Linked DNA regions of Mus musculus: all the other regions are linked to region 4. The links are chromatin contacts, found by Hi-C in ENCODE. All regions are on one chromosome and are shown on one strand. Each heading gives the region's core, a stretch centred on a gene start or an enhancer-like site at or near the end of the contact. The rest is flanking DNA. Distances are from core to core; before and after follow the strand shown. Region 1 has its middle 21 kb from the start of Arl4a. Region 2 has its middle 98 kb from the start of Immp2l. Region 3 has its middle 170 kb from the start of Gm40418. Region 4 overlaps Spata7 (spermatogenesis associated 7).

Region 1 (3,153 bases), core at 299-2,798, about 59 Mb before region 4:
AGAATAAAGTGTCTCTTACTCCCTTTGAGTTGACAACTGTTATTTATTTACTTCATCACCTTTTATTTCTGAGATTCTTTGGTCTCCAGACCAAAGTTTGGGGTTAAGAAATGATTTACGCTGCTTAAAGTTTTTGTTGTTGTTTTGTTTTGTTTTTGTTTTTTTTTAATGAATATTTGTATTGATCTGGGCCTGAAAAAGTTTCATCTGAAATAAAAACAAAGCTGTAAGTATATATAAATTTTTAAAAATGTAAATGTTTGGATTTTTTAATGAAAATAAAAGGGGCCTGGAGGTGTAGCTCAGTGGCTACATGTGTGATAATAACTGATTTGGTCAGATTGCTCTAGGCATGCAAACTTGTTGGCTGCTAAGGTCACCTTGAAGGTGAAGTTCCTGTACTTACAGGCCAGAGAGCGGTTGCCCTCTCCTGAGACTCGACATGAACTCCAAACTCCTTTTTCTTTTCACTTCAGCTAGGATGCTTTGAAAACACAAAGTATTCATGACCTTCCTTTATGAAGATGTTATGGCGGCAGGGTAGACAATAGAAAGCAATCAAGATTAGCCTATGAGAGAAGCCAGTTGGCAAAAACTGGGGAGCCATTCCCTGCCGAGCTTCATACAGCCAGTGGTGCGTGCCCAAGAGAAGCCTGAGATTGACAGATGTTTGGGAGCTGGGCGTCGTGAAGGTGACCTATAAACGACTGTTGGCTCATGGCCCAGTGCTCTTAGGGTAAATGTCTTTCCTTCAGCTCATTAGCTTTAAGGCTGGAGAGGTATCTCAGTGGTTATAGTGTGCAGCGCTTGCAGGGGACCTAAGGGGTTCTAACACTAATGGGGGGGGGGCGAATGGCGTCATTGTGACTGCCCATGTCCAGTTCCAGAGGATCTGATACCTTCTTCTGGACTTTGTGGATACCTACACTCAGGTGTGCACATACTAATACTCAGACATAAACATGTACACATAATTTAGCTGTTCTTACTGGATTTACACTTTTGGAAGAGAGAGATCCCATTTCATACAGTTACTAGGGAAGTATCATATTGTCCAATGCCAAGATTCGCTTTGAAGAGGATTTAGAATACTGTACATAACCATTTCAAGCCTTGCAGTGTCCGGAGAAGAGAATTATAAGTCCTAATGACGGTGACTACTCCCAGTTTAGGAAGCTAAAACTCTGGGTGCCAACTCCACCCCAGTCTCCAGTTCAGCTCTCCTTTCAGACACCAACTCTTTCCTTACAGCTGCCTGTGTAGAGCAATGGCCTTTTCCCCTTCAAAACAGACTATGTGCTGTTTTAAAGATATAGCCTCACTAGTGTGGGAGTCTAGCAGCAAGCAGTTGTAAAACTGCTTTATAACGGGACCCTCACTGGGCTCAACACTTTAGATCACAGTAGACAAGCCTCCGTGAGGCAGCTTTGAAATCCCAGGGCTGTGGTCAAAGTCCCGACCTCCTGGAAGGACAAAGTGTTCTGTGTCTGTACTACAAGGGTGTGGCGTTTGTAGCTAGTAAAATAATCTGAACACAAAGACCTCTCGGTCCTGCGGGGCTCACTGCTGGACTGAGTCAGCGGAAAGCGGTGGGAAAGGAAAGTGGCTCTTAGATTTCGGAACCTCTAACGCTGCACCACCCCTCTCAGTTCCGTTCCAGCAGACAGGAAGGGGCTCTCAGCAACTAACACGTACGCACGCTCACACACTCACACTAAACAGAAGATAAGATGAGGAACACGAGCCTCCTCTTCACCTCTGACTAGACTCCTGCTTTATCTCCGAATCCTCCTTTCCAGTAAAACCACCCATCTGTCACAAACAGGGATACGAAGCCTGCTATAAATAATGGTCAACACCAGAGCCTCTGCTCTTAACAGGACTGCAAAAATCCATGGTCCTCTTTAACACAGGCTAGGTTTCTGTATATCACGAAATAATCAGATGTTCAGGTTGCTAATGTCCAACTGAAGGCTAATGTTTTGGAAACAATATATTGCTTTGTTAGACATTTTATGTGTACAAATTAATTGGAGAATTAAAAAGCTACCAGAAATGACAACCACATCCCTAACACATTCTTCCACCACAATTTAAGCTTCTAAAAAGTGTACATTCTACAAACTGTTATTCTAAATACTCTGATTTCTGCAATTAAAAGCCTCAAAGGTATGGATTTTTCACAAACTGTCCACAATATTTATATCTCTTTCATAATTATGTGTGAGAGGTGGGGTTGTTGTCACTTCTGATAGCTTTTTAATTCTCCAATTAATTTGAACACATGAAATGTCTAACAAGGCATTGTTTTGTTTCTAAAACCTTAGCCTTCCGTTGGACATTAGCAACCTAAACATCTGATTATTTCACTTAGATAATTGTTTCCAAAGAATGTGTGGAAACATTTTAACAAGGTAAAAAAAAAAGATTCTATATAAATTTATGCTCTCTCATAAATCCGTGAGGTATGGAATTCAAATCCCAAGGATTCATAGTCAGGGAAATCAATGACCAGGACGAATCAGAAACACTGTATTGATTGCCTTCCTTTAAAATATCAGCAAGCCTAGGGTTACAGGCACACTCCTTTGTTTTCACTGTGTGTCCGATTGTACACAGCACTGTGTCACACAGGACATTTTCACAGCAGAGCAGACTTCTGCTCAGCCCGTTCAACACCATCCCTTCTACCTTCCCTCCCTCCTCTCCCTCCTCCCTCTCCCTCCTCCATCTCCCTCCTCCCTCATCTTCCTGTCCTCATCATTCCCCCCTGGGCAGTTTTGCTTTCAGTTTCATGTTGTATGCACATCCGTGGTTTTATGTAGTATATAAAATCTAGGAATCACAACTGAAAGCGCAATATTGGTCATTCTGAAACTAAACACACATAATTATCTCTAGTTGCATCCATATTTCACAAATATAATTTCATTCATTTTTATGGTTTTAAACATTTCTATCACATCTATGTAGCATATTTTCTTTATCCTTCTTCACTTGGGTTGTTCCCATAATAGCAATGACGACCACTACTGTGGTAAATACTGCTATGCATGCATCTCTGTGACCTGTCATCATGGAGTCCTTAAGTAAACACTAAGGAGTGTTGTAGGTGGCTCAGAGAGTAGATCCAGTTTTAGTTTAGAACGTTTC
Region 2 (3,263 bases), core at 263-2,762, about 58 Mb before region 4:
TTATCTTCCTCATCATATGCTGACCTCTTGAAGCCTGCCATGGAGGCAGCTCACATTCAAGAACAGAAAAGCTTGCTTTAATTAATTGCTTGCTTTAGTTAATTTGGCCATGATGATTTGGGTTGATTTTCTTTCCCCTCGAGTTTGTAGGATGACAGATGCCGGGGCTCACTGGCCAGTCAGTCTTGCCTATTGGTAGGTTCTAGGTCAATGATAGATCTTATCTCAAAACAAACAAACAAACAAACAAATAAATTAGTATGTAAATGAAATCTCAATTGTATCAGCAGTCTTTGCAGCCATTCAAGTGAGCATCTCCATGGACCCCATTAGGTAAAATCTATGTGTTTTCAGGGGTTATTAATAGCCTCTTATAAGCTAGGACACTAAGACACCATTCATGATGCCAGACTCCACAAATATACTGTAAACTCCTAGTGCTTCTGTTTATCAAAGACAAATAATGGGTTGCTGGGTTACTGACACTTGTCTTATCAGCCGCCATTACTCAGATACTACCATTCTAAATATCACACAATCTACTGGGAAGCTTGTGGTAGCCAATCTGAAGAGGCAGGGGTCTTATACTCTGTGTCAGCTACTTTACATAATTCCCAAGGTGTGACTTTGATAACTACTGCTCTCCTACTCCTTCCAGTCTATCATATTTATACAGAGGAACCAGTCTTCTGGGGATCATCAGTTTACCTGCAAGGCATGATATGGTGGTCAAGGACTCAGGTTCTGCAGGGAAACCTGGAATCCTGAACCATCCTGATGTCTTCTCTAGACCCTCTTTCCACTTTGCCCAAGGAGATTCATATTTATGGACTGTCAGCTAGGGTTTTGTTTTTTTTTTTCCTGTCCACTGCCTTCAGGTTGTGTCAATGGGAGGTATTTGTAAGAAATCAGATGACAATGACAAATTGCTCAAACAATATAGTCTGTCATTCTCTGGTCCCTTGGGCAGTAGTTTGGCAGTGTCTTCTCTCCTCTACCTAAAACTCCAGCTCAGTAGCATATGGTTCCTCTCATGACTGCAGGTCCCTCCCTGATCTAGTGAGTGTCCTTTCATTTGTCCCTAAGGTCTCTGGGGGATATGGCTCCACGTTCCTAGCCCTGTGTGCTTCCCTGCCCCTTGCTGCTATTACTTACTCTTGCCCACGTCGTAACAAAGAAACACCTCCTTCAGGAAGCTCTCACAGCTGCTGTGTTTTAATGTGCCAAACAGTCCTGGCCAGGTCCTATCTGACAAACTTGAGTGTGCCAACAGCCTTTGATCATGGGTGAGAGAATCAACTTCTTTAAGCCTCGGTAGTCTCATAGGTGAAATAAAGATAAGGATGGCTACCTCAGAGAGTGTCAAGGAAGAATAATGATTTGAATCAATGCACACTTTAACAGTGGTATGCAATAAACTCTTAAAGGTAGTGTCTCCCTGCTTAAAATAAAGGGAACTAAATGTCTGAAAACCAATTGCTCCATCTGGGTAAAATGCTCCACCAAGTCCTTTTCTAAAATGTACTTTTTGTTCCAAAGAAAAAGAGTTATTTTGAGATACTTGTTAAACTATGGTTTTGGGATGTACCCACTAATTGTTAGTGGTTGCAGATGAGGCTATCCCAATGGTCCTCACCTACTGAGAGATGTTCCCATTCAAGCATCTTTCATCTATTCTTTAATGTCTCTGCAATTTTCTAATGTGATATAGACTCTGCTTTCTAGTTTCCTAGATATAGAATATTTTACATAACACAAGCAGAGAACTTTTCACCACAGAACCAGTAATATTTTTGGAAATAAAAGTCTATCTATAAATCTACATAGACATTTTAATTGTTTCTTATTATACAAAGTTTACACAGTGATCTCCTTGGTGGGATAAGAATTTCAAGGCAAGATATTAAAGAAGACATGTACTCTTTAGAAGAGAATGCTTATAGAGTCCAGAAAAGGATGAAATTACAAAGCACTGTGGGAAATCCTTCCATAGTTTGGTCCATGGAGATCTTTTTTAAGAAGTGGGAAACAGATGCACAGAGCAAGTAGGAAACAGAACTTCCAATGTCACCTTTTCAGATACCAGATGAAGAATCTATTTTAACAGCTGGCAGTATTGCCACTGACTTAGACAAGCTGTGAAGGATCCCTTTCAGAGTGAAGATGAGGCCCTGAGGGTGTTATCTGCAATAAGACTGAACTGCTCCCAAAGAGAAATAACAGAAATGTGGCAATGAGGTGGAGATGGTTGGGGGAGGAAAGGTACAGATGGAGTATACAAAAAGAATGGAAGCCATGACAAGTTACGAGAGCCAGATACAGACACACAAACACACAGAGACACACAGGGACACACACACACACACACACACACACACACACACACACACACACACACACAGAGAGAGAGAGAGAGAGAGAGAGAGAGAGAGAGAGAGAGAGAAGCTCTCATGGCTCATACACATGATTATAGATTGTCCATTTGCTATGATTTAGATTTGTGCTTTTCTTGGTCTTCGATTAAAAAAAAACATACCCGCCCCCAATTCCTTATCTGTATTATTTCCTCAAGAAGAAGAAGAGACAGTAGTCAACATCTGGGGCAGTGCACAGCAAAGTACAGGAGGGATGATGGTTCATTTTAGATGTCACTTTGGCTGGACTGAGAGACACCCAGATTAGCAGGGAAAGCAAGCATTCTGGGAAAGCAACATTTCTGAGAGTGTTTCTGGAAGGGGTTAAAATTTAAATGAGTGAAGTGGCACACTTCTGGCCCTGTGAAGTGGAGTCAGGCACAGTTCATTGGCTGAGAGATGACAGAAATGCGGCGATCTGGGCTCTCCAACCTTTGACCTGTGCTGCATCAGGACCTGTGTTCCTAAGACCATCAGACTTGACTGAAGCAACTCTTAACAATGTTCCTAAAACTGCAATGTGCATTTGGTGTACAGGGAGCTTGTTAGCCTCCACAACTGTGATTCCGCAATCCATCCATTTGGTTTTGTTTCTCTAGGAAACCCTGACAATTACATAGGATCGGATGCTATGAATCGGGAGGACAGTAGAAGGAGGAACTCCGAACACACGTCTACAGGAGCATGAGCTCTCAAAACTCTGTGAAAATATCAGGGAAAGCATGATGCTTTCCACAGGACAGATGACAGGGATGGATTCCAACTTTATTTTAATCCAAAAGGGCAGGATGATCTCAGTTCATATGTGAATTACAATACATCAGGGATCTGAGAAAAAAATAGAGATTT
Region 3 (3,028 bases), core at 252-2,751, about 49 Mb before region 4:
TTCTAACTCTAAACATATAAATACATATTTCTAGTCACCAATACAAGACATATGTACATATTATAAGTAGATATGTACACATAAATACATCAATGGCACTAACTGCACATTTAACTTGCTGTAGTTCTTGCAAATCCCTAGCTTTGAGGTATCTATTTGAGATTTAGGACTTGGAAGGTAATACTTTATATCCAGGTGATTTCAACAACTGATGAATTAAGTCATTGGAAGAAATAAGAAATATCAAGACCTCCATTGTCTTCCAACATCTTCATTTCTGCAAATGTATTATGCATGAATGCAAGTAGTTCTTTACTTAATAGAAACATGTATTTTCAATTGTTTGAGAAATCTTAGTTGCTTGTTTCATATGTTGTTTGTACTATTACCAAATATTTGGATCTGTTAGACTTGATAAACACTCTCTTTATGATTGAAAAGCAGAAGAAAGTATCATGTATACAGAGAAAGTAAAGAATCAGGCCTACCTAAATTTTAATAATTTTGCTTCTTGACATTCTAAGAATTGCCTTTGTTCTATTCAATGCTAATTTTTATTGTACTGAGCTCTCAAAATTAGGCATCGCAGAACGAGTGTTTTATGTCTTTCTTCTTTTGACATTTTTGGAGAAAATGAAGATTGGAAATTAATTTCTACCTCTTTCCTTTCTATTCTTTTTTTGCCCATACTTTCTACCACATCCCCCAAGTAAGACCAAATATTGACTGACAGCTTGGAATTGCTAACCAAATCATCCCCTATCATATGTGTTCAATATGTTGGCTTTTCAAAAAACGTGGGATCCCAAATCTCTCATCTAATATCATTGCACAATAGACAGATTTTTTTAACCAGAGCAAATTCAAGTACGGGTTTCAGACCAGTCAAACCCAGGAGACAAGCAGGAGGCCTGTGCTTCCCCAGCCGTTCTGTCTGCATTAGCCACTCTTGCTCTGGCTCCATCGACCTGTCAGAGCCATCACAGTGATTGACTGCCCCGGCAGATGTGCTGCTATAACAGGTAACTTGATCATCCAGACCCATCTGTCTCTAAGTCCTCTTCAATTCACACTTTGAAAAATATTAGAGGTTGGGAGGGGTGGAATTCTTTGTTGTGATTTTTTTCTTTTAAAAAGTAGGCAATCTGTATTTCACAGAGAGGTTATCCTCCAGTAACTGAATGGGAATATAGTGCTTTTGAGTTCTTTATTGATATGAGCTTCTTCCAGGGTATATTACTATCAACATTTTAAATTGGCCAACAAGATCTGGGAGCTTTGAAAACCTGGTTTCCAAAACACAATCTAAAGTTAAGAAGCAAATTTTAAAGAACAACCGTGATAATAATAGAGTGATGTTTCAAAGATAAGTTTCCCGTATGAGTGAGACAGATGGGCTGGTTGTGTATAGAGAGGAAAGGAATCTCAAACAGCAAGAACAGCCCAGTGTCTTCTCTTCAGTACCTATAGCCTGGCAAATATTGTGACATCATTAAGTTGAATTGCCTATTTCAGATGGGTCTGGAATGAGAATGGGCGAGTCAAGTCAAGTGTCACTCTAATATACAGGGAATTAATGGTCCAGTGTCACAATTTCTGATAATTACGTTTTACCAAAATATTTTGCTGTGCTTGTGTGCAGAACATTTCACTCTACAAGTCAACACCAACAGTGCAACACTGGACAGGGCCTCTTCATAGCTTCTGTTAAGGGAGAATATGGTCTTGAGGAGATCAATCACTGACAGGTTTCTATTTCTCAGTAAAGTCTATTGCTGCCTAACCATCAAGGGATGAACATGGGTTGAGAATGACATCTAAGGAAAAGTACCATATCAAAGACATGGAGCACGGAAGACTGAAAGGCCACTGACAAGCAAGCGAGTGAACTGATTTTTCAAATAAAAGAAATAAATATACCAATTAGTCTCATAATGCTATTTGCAGAATCTAAAAACACAATGGAAGATAAAGATTAGATACAGAGAGTCTTTGTTTTTCAATGCTTTGGCTTGTTTCACAAGCTATCTACACTCAGACAAATTTATTTATTTATTTATGAAGTTGGGATATACCAGGACTCATTATTTTCCCAATTTCAAAATAATTTTGGAATAAATAAATTCCCCAAAGTTCTTTTTCATGGCCAAGTTATTTAAATGAGTTCTGTTCATAATTTGTCATTTTATTTACGGGCCAAATTCCATAATTTTTATGAAAATGAACAATATTTAGTCTTCACAAGTTTGGAAGAGATAGAATTCTCAGTTTTAATTTCTCAGTGAATATTCTTTCTCTTTTTCTGTGACCTCAGGGAGGTTCTATTTTGCCCTTGGTCACCCTTGAACGGTGGAGTGTGTAGTCATCATTTGTTTGGAATAAAGCTGTTGAATGTGGTGGAGTTTACTTGTTATTAATTGTGGCTGCTTCATTTTGTTTAACAAGGCACTCTGATTCTTCCACTGTCTACCTAAAGGGGAAAAGCTACATATTTGAAATGTAAATCTATCCAGAATTTAGTGGGCGTTGAGAACATGCTGGGACACTTGAAGGGACAACTGAGTCCTCATAGAAATTACTTTGAATGATGACTGTGGTGGCAAATGTTGACAATCATAGCCTGGGGTGGGGAGTGTTAAGACAGAATAACAGGTCAAAGCCAGGCTGGGCTATATAACATGATATCTTGCCTTAAAATCTTATTTCTAGCAAAATTTATCATTTTGAGATGAAAAAGTTAAAGGGGAAATGCTCAGTGTTCAGCAGTGTTCGCCTTGAAGATCGTACAGTTGCCTCTTTAAATGAAATGATTTTTTTCCTAGCCCTGCAGACTACAGGTTTCCCAAGCCACGGATTGTGGCATGCGAGTGTTCCCGATAAGGAATGAGGTTCTTTTTTAAAACTCTCAAATATTCATCTTCCACATCATGTAACTCACATTCTTAAAAAATGACTGAAGACTTTTCTTGTTTCCATGTGGTTCCTGCTTTCTAAATTCTGTTGCTTGTTTTCTCCTTGGAGTTCTAAA
Region 4 (3,118 bases), core at 70-2,569:
CAGTTGCTCTATAGCACAGCTTGAGGTCAGGCATGGTGATTCCACCAGAGGTTCTTTTATTGTTGAGACAAAACTAGTAACTTTTAAGAACTGCATAAGGAGTTTTTAAGTTTCAAGGTGAAACAGTTTAGAGAGCCACTTCCCAGCAGCACCAATAGGTGGAACCCTACTGGACTACACATTTTACAGGGTTAAAATGGTAACTTTTATGTTTTTTAATACAACCCCAAAATTTGCATATCATTTACATGTTTCCTTAAATGTTTATATTTCCTCTTTAAGATTTAGCACTGGTTCATAAGACCAAACATAAAACCAGACTGAGAAAGAAACTAAATGGTGCAAGATGGAGTTCTTCACACTGAAAGGTGTTCAACCTTTCAGTTGATCTCATCTAGTTGATGAGAAAATGCGTGTGTTTGTGTGTTTGTGTGTGTGTGTGTGTGTGTGTGTGTGTATTTATACCAAAATAATGTGTGTATGTGTGTGTGTATTTATACCAAAATAATATGTATTATTTAATCCCAGCTTGAGGAAATATATAAGCATATAACAATGTCCGGGTGTGCAATTCCAGAATGTTAGCAGTAGCTGTAGAGTAGGATACAAGTTTCTGGATCTCTAAACATGATAGGACAACCCAGGCCTCCTGGGTTACTGCATGTGTTAACGAGTATGAATGATGGTGGCCAAGGAAATTAGTTGTTTCCAGGAGACTTGTGAATAGTAAGAGTGGTACTGGGCCTGCTGTAGAAAGAATGTATTCCCTGAAGCTGGTCACTTCTCTGAAGGGATCGTGACCTTTGCTTCTCAGGTAAATTTTCTGAAGGGGCTGTAACCTCAGGGGAGAGGAAACTCATCCTAGAGATGTAATCTCTCACCTTTACCATGGCTCTCACTGGTCTTCATACCCTGGCTTTAGCAGGAAGAGAGGGCCAGGCATGGTAGCACACGCCTTTAATCCCAGCAAGGAGGCAGATCTCTGAATGCCAGGGCTGCATAAGAGACCGTGGCTGGGGTGAGTGGAGGCAGACTATTGTATATGTTTAGCATAAAGCCCTGGCATCCACTTGGAGGCTGTTTTGTAGGCTTGGCGTCCATGGAGAGTATTCTTTAGGAGCAAGGTTAACAGCTCTGTGAGAGCATTTTCTGTAGGGTTGGTGAAGGGCGCAGGGAGCTTTTAGTGTCTGTGTGTCTAATGGGGAGAGAGATTTGCAGGCAGTTCTATCCTTCACCTAAAACAGTCACAGAAACATAAGTAGTACGTAATCCTTCTGATAGACTGGCGTCTGTTATCTAACGTAAAAACAAATGCGTAACAGAAGCCAGGCTGCCTGCCAGGTTAGAGCACGTGACAGAGCAGGAAGGATTTGTTTCTAGCTTCACAGGGAAAACCATTCATCTGAAAACTACTTTGCAGCCTTTGTCGGTTTTTATGTTATGTAACTATTTTACATTTAGTAGGTTATCTGAGTTTAAGATACTAATATTTTTCTTTATCATTTGTAGGTTTCTAGAGCGACTGTTTGAGCGACATATAAAGAAAAATAAACATCATTTGGAGGAGGTTGGTCTTTCTTTGGAATTTAATGTTTTTCTATTCTCTAAAAGAATATGTTTTATTTAAAATAGGCACTTTCTGCCTTGTGCTTTTTATGAGGGGAAAGGGGCAGGACTGGGAGAGTGTGATCATGAGACTAGCAGCGCTGCAGATAGAGTTCAGTTTTAATAGTGTAGCGAATGTAACGACCCTCAGAATTGCTTTCCCCCCAATTCTAGGGAAAGATGCGCTACCTGCTGCATGGGCTGAAGGTTGACTTAGGCTGCATATCTGAGGAAGACCCAGCAAAGCAAAAACATTTCAGAATGTTGAATCAACTTCATTTTCAAAAGGCTCTGATTTCAAGAGAAAATGAGTTTGTAAGTGATGAAGAAACAGTGAGTCACCACGAGCGCCAGCAGTACCAGGAGGCCCTGGACATGCTGTCGGCTGTGCCGAAGGACGAAAACAAGATGTTCTCTTTACCGGGCGAATTTTTAATACCCGCCCATAAAGTCAAGCATTCAGAGGGTGTTATAATTCAACAGGTCAATGACGAAACAGATAATGAAGCCTCACCCTGGAATGAAAACAATCCAAGTGTTTCTGATAGTGTAATAGACCAGGAAACCTCTGTGGATGTCATTGAAGGTGACAGTGACTTTGAAAGGGCTGAGACTTCCAGGGAACTCTGTTGTCTGAGCACATCACTGTCCCCATCTGGTCCATTCCCCAGCATCAATGGTGGCAGTAATCATGGTAAGGAATTATCGACTCTACGAATCATGGGAATGAGCATTGAAGACTGACCTCTGGATCTACATTAATAAACACTCCATGTGGCCAGTAACTCAATATTACTTTTCTTCTTTTTTTTTGTCCCCTTTTACATATTAAGATTTCTGTAATTTCAATGCTATGTAATAAATTACCACAATTTTAGTGTCTTGAAACACCACATATTTATTATTGCTCTCATATTGCTATGGTTCAAGAATTGAAACACAGAGTGATGGGGTCAAAAGCTACAGTCCAGGTGGTATTCAGGGCTGTGATGGCATCAGGAGGCTCGACTGGGGGAGAAACTGCTTCCATGCTACAGTTGCCAGCAGAATTCCTTTTCTTGCACCATAGATCTGCGAGTTTCATCTGGTCTTGGCTGGCTGGCGGACAGATGGCTACTTGCCATCTCCTGCCATGTGCATGCTCCCTAAGCAGGTCACAGCTTGGCAAAGGAGAACCACAGAGACTGCTAGCAAGGCAGGTAACTCTTGGTGAGAAGCAGGACAGTCACGGGTCTCTTGCAGTCTTAGGGGTGAGGGGATGATACACAAGAGCGCAGATGCAAGGCTGGGGACCCCTGTGTTACCTGAGGCTTCATCCACCACTTCTAAAGTCATTTTTCAGAACATGTTTGGTCTAACACAGTGACCTCATGGGAACTGACAATGGTTTATAATCTGGGACGGTGTTTACATCTTATAACGTACAGGGGCTTGAGGGTTAGGAGACTCTTGTCTCAAACAAAAACCACAAACCACACAAAACAAAACCAGTGTTTCAAGAGACTAGCCTCTC

The links. A loop is a pair of places that touch in the nucleus more often than their neighbours do.
Region 1: a map of T-helper 17 cell shows a loop between it and region 4 (12-fold over the local background). The contact joins two enhancer-like sites. A Hi-C loop is called at or near these places in 2 of 37 maps with a recorded cell type or tissue (T-helper 1 cell and T-helper 17 cell).
Region 2: a map of T-helper 17 cell shows a loop between it and region 4 (9-fold over the local background). The contact joins two enhancer-like sites. A Hi-C loop is called at or near these places in 2 of 37 maps with a recorded cell type or tissue (T-helper 1 cell and T-helper 17 cell).
Region 3: a loop to region 4 is called in a map of T-helper 1 cell, with 15 times the contacts of the local background. The contact joins two enhancer-like sites. A Hi-C loop is called at or near these places in 2 of 37 maps with a recorded cell type or tissue (T-helper 1 cell and T-helper 17 cell).

The regions. Positions count from the first base shown.
Region 1 is chr12:40,015,541-40,018,693 of GRCm38, forward strand. No RefSeq gene overlaps it. Among named protein-coding and RNA genes, the nearest start is that of Arl4a, 21 kb to the right of the region's middle. Within about 2 kb of position 1,549, at least 3 of the 3 ENCODE cell types and tissues checked have a DNase peak (open chromatin) inside an H3K27ac peak, as active enhancers do.
Region 2 is chr12:40,924,750-40,928,012 of GRCm38, forward strand. No RefSeq gene overlaps it. Among named protein-coding and RNA genes, the nearest start is that of Immp2l, 98 kb to the right of the region's middle. Within about 2 kb of position 1,513, at least 1 of the 3 ENCODE cell types and tissues checked has a DNase peak (open chromatin) inside an H3K27ac peak, as active enhancers do.
Region 3 is chr12:49,948,325-49,951,352 of GRCm38, forward strand. No RefSeq gene overlaps it. Among named protein-coding and RNA genes, the nearest start is that of Gm40418, 170 kb to the right of the region's middle. Within about 2 kb of position 1,502, at least 1 of the 3 ENCODE cell types and tissues checked has a DNase peak (open chromatin) inside an H3K27ac peak, as active enhancers do.
Region 4 is chr12:98,667,323-98,670,440 of GRCm38, forward strand. Spata7 (spermatogenesis associated 7) reads left to right here. Exons shown (of 11, transcript NM_001289572.1): 10 at 1,510-1,567; 11 at 1,780-2,497. The coding sequence ends at 2,349. Among named protein-coding and RNA genes, the nearest start is that of Spata7, 41 kb to the left of the region's middle. Within about 2 kb of position 1,320, at least 1 of the 3 ENCODE cell types and tissues checked has a DNase peak (open chromatin) inside an H3K27ac peak, as active enhancers do.